Linked DNA regions of Homo sapiens: region 2 is linked to region 1. A link is an interaction called in ENCODE POLR2A ChIA-PET data of the cell type or tissue named here. Cell type or tissue: OCI-LY7. All regions are shown on one strand.

What was found. Peaks named below come from ENCODE experiments on the same cell type or tissue, not always from the same donor. Only the 100,000 strongest peaks of a DNase experiment are listed, where the experiment ranks them.
Region 2: POLR2A ChIA-PET joins it to region 1 with 9 read pairs; 3 of 35 experiments call an interaction of 5 or more read pairs at or near these places.

The regions. Positions count from the first base shown.
Region 1 is chr12:113,203,312-113,205,811 of GRCh38, reverse strand. All of the region lies in intron 2 of DRC10 (dynein regulatory complex subunit 10), which reads left to right. Among named protein-coding and RNA genes, the nearest start is that of DRC10, 17 kb to the left of the region's middle. RefSeq lists an enhancer at 1,113-1,182. In OCI-LY7, no CTCF peak of the experiment used is centred here; a DNase peak (open chromatin) is centred at 1,257; H3K4me3 peaks cover 391 bases; H3K27ac peaks cover 1,680 bases.
Region 2 is chr12:113,119,688-113,122,187 of GRCh38, reverse strand. It overlaps RASAL1 (RAS protein activator like 1), which reads left to right. Exons shown (of 21, transcript NM_001301202.2): 5 at 550-679. Among named protein-coding and RNA genes, the nearest start is that of RASAL1, 15 kb to the left of the region's middle. RefSeq lists a silencer at 1,733-1,933. In OCI-LY7, a CTCF peak has its summit at 1,425; a DNase peak (open chromatin) is centred at 977; H3K4me3 peaks cover 1,294 bases; H3K27ac peaks cover 2,344 bases.

The DNA of each region.
Region 1 (2,500 bases):
GTTCACGCCATTCTCCTGCCTCAGCCTCCCGAGTAGCTGGGACTACAGGCGCCCGCCACCGCGCCCGGCTAATTTTTTGTATTTTTAGTAGAGACGGGGTTTCACCTTGTTAGCCAGGATGGTCTCGATCTCCTGACCTCATGATCCACCCGCCTCGGCCTCCCAAAGTGCTGGGATTACTGGCATGAGCCACCGCGCCCGGCCTGATTTCTTTATTACAGCTAGCAGAATTGAAGAATATTAACACAGGTCTTCGAGTAAATTTTGGTTCTAAGAGAGGTTACTACCTATTCTGAATTAGACTGGGAGGAAAGTCCCTTTGAAGAGGAACCTCTATTTCATTTTCTACATCCTGGGTTCAAGCAATTCTTCTGGCTCAGCCTCCCGAGTCTCTGGGACTACAGGTGCCCGCCACAATGCCCAGCTAATTTTTTTATTTTTAGTAGAGATGGGGTTTCACCGTGTTGGCCAGGCTGGTCTTGAACTCCTGACCCTAAGTGATCTGCCCGCCTTGGCCTCCCAAAGTGCTGGGATTATAGGCGTGAGCCACTGCGCCTGGCCTAAGTAGCTTTTTTTTTTTAAAAAAAAATTCATTTACTCCACAAATTATTGTAAGTACTTACTAGGTGCCAGGTCTTATAAATAAGCCCATGTGGTTCCAGCCTCATGGAGTTCACAGTAAGGAAGGTAGGAATTAAAGAATTCATTTAATTACAGTTTTGAGAAGTACAATGTACTTCTCAAAGGGAGTGTTACAGGAGAACTTAACACCAAAAGGTCAGGGACATTGAAGCCAAGATATGAAGAATGCGAGGGCGTGAACCAGGCAAGTGCAGTGAGGAAGAACCTTCCAAGCTAGGGATCAGCGAACTATTTTTTTTTTTTTGAGACAGTCTTACTCTATGCCCAAGCTGGAGTATAATGGCATGATCTCAGCTTACTGCAGCCTTCACCTCCCAGGTTCAAGTGATTCTTGTGCCTCAGCCTCCTGAGTAGCTGGGATTACAGGCATGTGCCACCACGCCTGGCTAATTTTTGTATCTTTTAGTAGAGACAGAGTTTTGCCATTTTGGCCAGGCTGTTCTTGAATTCCTGGTCTCAAGTGATCCTCCCACCTCCCACCTCAGCCTCCCAAAGTGCTGGAATTACATGTGTGAGCCACCGCACCTGGCCCCAACTTTTTCTACAAAGGGCCAGATAGTAAAAACATTAGGCTTTGTGGGCCAGATGGTCTGTTGCAATTACTCAACTCAGCTTTGCTGTTATAGGGGAAAAGCAGCCACAAACAATATGTAAATGAATGGGCTGTGTTCCAACAAAACTTTACTTACAAATACAAGTGGCTGGCTGGATTCGGCCTGTGGGCCATAGTTTGCCAACCCCTGTTCCAGGTGGAGGGTAGAGTGCACCTCAGTAATGAGACAAGAATAAGCCTGGCTAGTTCAGAAACCCAGAGAATGCCAGTGAGCTAGAGGGAAGGGACAAAGATGGGCTGGGAAAGCAGGGGAAGGAGACAGATCACACAGGGCCTTTGAGGCCTAATCAAGGAATTTGGTTTCTAGAAGTTTTTAGTTTTAGAGACAAGATCTTGCTCTGTCACCCAGGCTTGAGTGCATTGGCACGTTCATAGCTCACTGCGGCCTTGACCTCCTGGGCGATTCTCCTGCCTTAGCCTTTTGAGTAGCTGAAACTACAGGCATGCGCCACCACTCTTGGCTAATTTTTTACATTTTTGTAGAGACAGGGTCTCGCTATGTTGCCCAGGCTGGTTTCGAACTCCTGGGCTCAAGCAATCTCCCTGCCTCAGCCTCCCAAGTAGCTGTGACTACAGGCACATGCCACCATGCCTGCCTAATTAATTTTTTTTCTTTTTTTAGAGATGGGGTGTCTGGCTGGAAGTAGTGGCTCACACCTATAATCCCAGCACTTTGGGAAGCCAAGGCAGATGGATCACTTGAGGTCAAGAGTTCAAGACCAGCCTGGGCAACAGGGTGAAACCCCATCTCTACAAAAAAAAAAAAAAAAAAAAAAAAATTAGCTGGGCACAGTGGCTCATGCCTGTAATCCCAGCACTTTGGGAGGCTGAGGCAGGCAGATCACCTAAGGTCAGGAGTTCGAGACCAGCCTGACCAACATGGTGAAACCCCATCTCTACTCATAATATAAAAATTAGCTGGGTGTGGTGGCGTGCACCTATAATCTCAGCTACTCGGGAGGCTGAGGCACAAGAATTGCTTGAACCCAGGAAGTGGAGATTGCAGTGAGCCTAGATTGCACCATCATACTCCAGCCTGTGCGACAGAGTGAGACTCTGTCTCAATGAAAGGGAAGGGAAGGGAAGGGGTGGGGAGGGGAGGGGAGGGGTCTTACTCTGTTACCCAGGCTGGTCTTAAACTCCTAGCTTCAAGGGATCCTCCAGCCTCAGCCTCCTGAGTAGCTAGGATTATAGGCATACCACACCAGTTAGAAGAATTGTTAAGAAGGGAAATGGCGGTGTGGT
Region 2 (2,500 bases), 84 kb after region 1:
TAACTATACTGCCTGCATTCAAATTCCAGCTCTGCCATTTGCTAGCTGTGAGACCATGGACAAAACTCTTTCTCCTTGTGCCTCATTTTCCTCATCTGAAAATGGGGATAATTACAGCACCTATATCAGAAGCCAGGGTCTTGACACATTTTTAATTTTAATTGAGGCAGGACATAGTGGCTCATGCCTGTAATCCCAGCATTTTGGGAGGCCAAGGTGGGTGGATCGCTTGATCTCAGGAGTTTGAGACCAGCCTGGGCAACATAATGAAACCCCATCTTTACAGAACAACACAAAAATTATCCAGGCATGGTGGTGCACGCCTAAAGTCCCAGCTGGTCGGGAGGGTGAGGCAGGAGAATCGCTTGAGCCCAGGAGGCAGAGGTTGCAGTGAGCCAAAATTGTGCCACTGCACTCCAGCCTGGGCAACAGAACCAGACCCTGTGTCAAAAAAAAAAAAATGAAAATAATGTTAATTGAATTTTTAAGTTAACACAATGCCCAGTACATGGTAGGCGCTTCATAAATGTTAGTGCCTGTGCCCTTCAGGGATTGACAGCTGGATTAACTTGAGCCGAGTGGACCCAGATGCAGAAGTGCAGGGTGAGATCTGCCTGTCAGTGCAGATGCTGGAGGATGGGCAGGGCCGCTGCCTTCGCTGCCATGTGCTTCAGGCCAGGTATGCTTAAGGTGGAGGTGGTGTGGAGGGTGGTCTGAGAATGAGCAGGAGTCCCCTGGGTCTCCCCTGCTGCCTGGCGTTTGGGACCTCCTCAGTCCTGGGGCACTTCTGGGCTGGCAGTCAGGTTCCCTGTGTGGACAAACAGTCCAAGCTCACTGGGTTGTAAGTTCCTGGGGGCAAAATCCTGTTGAGTCCCCAGGGACTAGCAGCAACAGACCAGACACTCAGGATGACAGGTGACAGGTGAGTGTGGAGGTGTAGTCATTAAATTGTAACTGACAAATACCCAACTCATACTGGCTTAAGCAAAAGAGCTACTTTATTGGCTTATATGACTGACATGTAGCTTCAGGCATGGCTGGGTCCAGGTGTTCAAACGATGCCATTAGGAATCTGTCTTTTAGCTCTGCTGGTCTCTGTGTTAGCTTCATTCTTAGGCAGACTCTCCCCAGGTGAGAGATGGCCCTAGCAACTCCAGGCGGGCACCCTGCCAGCTTAGCCACTCCAACAGAAAAATCACTTCTATTTCCTACCATTTCCAACCAATGTCCTGGGATTAATTTTTACTGGCTCAAGCTGGGGCACATGTCTATCTCTGAACCAATTACACTGAATAATGGATCAGGCCTGAGTCACAAGCCCATTACTGGAGCGGAGGGAGGGATTGGACCCCACTAAGTCATGTGAGAGGGGGGTGGTGAGAAGGAGATAGGTCCTGTCCCAAAGAAAAATCAGATGGAAGATGGATGCAAGACCAGGAAAACCCACAGGTGGCCCTCTAGGGGCACCAGCTCATGGGACACCCATCTTCCCTCTTGCCTACTTGTCATGGCCATCCCTTTTTCCCTTCCTCAGCTCTCTGTCATTTTGCTCCCTCAAATACCTCCACCCTTCCCCCACTCCTCTCTCATCCTGTTTTTCTGCCTGTTTTTCACCTCCCCAGCTCTCATTTTTAGGAAAATCCCTGCCCAGATTGGGGAGGACCTCCAATTTCCAGCTTGCTGTGTGACCATAAAGCCCTTCCTTGCCCTCTCTGAGCCTCTCCCACCGCCTCCAGATTTTTGCTTCCAGCCTTGGCCTCAGCTGGGGCTTCCTAGAGTCTGGTTGAGGGAGAACCAGGGAGGCAGGTGACAGGCTGAGGGACTCAGCAGGGGGCAGAGGCTCCTGGTCTTCCTTGAGCCCATGGCCCCTTCCTCAGCCACAAGGCTGTGCAGGATCCTTGCAGGCATGAGAGGGACTGATTGCTGTCGCTTAGCAACTGGGCCAGCTCCTAGGAAACCGAAGAAGGCTTTGGATGCTAAGCAGGGGTGGGAAGGGAGCAGGAGGAAGAAGGAAGCAGCCCCTGGTGTGGGGGTGGGGTGGTGGTGTGTTCCTGGGTTTGGAGAACGTCAAGAAGGAGGGATGGGGAAGCTGCCTGGAGTAAGACTTTTGGGTTGTCATGGCAACCAATGGCAAGGAGTCCCTGCCTCATGCTTTCTCTTGGGTCCTAGACAAGGTGTGGGCATGGGTGTTTGTTGAATGAATAAATGAACCAAGCACCCATCACCTGCCAGGTGCTATGCTTGGCCCTTTACACACATCATCCAATCTAACCCTCGGCTCTATGAGGTTGGTCTGTTATTACTCCCATTTTCCAGGTAAGGAAATGAAGACTTAGAGAGGGGAAGTGACTTTCCCTAGTGTCCGCTAGCCAATGAGTGCAAAGCCAGGCTTTGAACCTTTGCATCAAGTTTCCCATCTGGGGCCTCCAGAGAATCTGAGGCTCTCTTTTCCCCCTCCCTGCTGCACTTCTACTTGCTGGGCTTTGTGATGTAGGATATG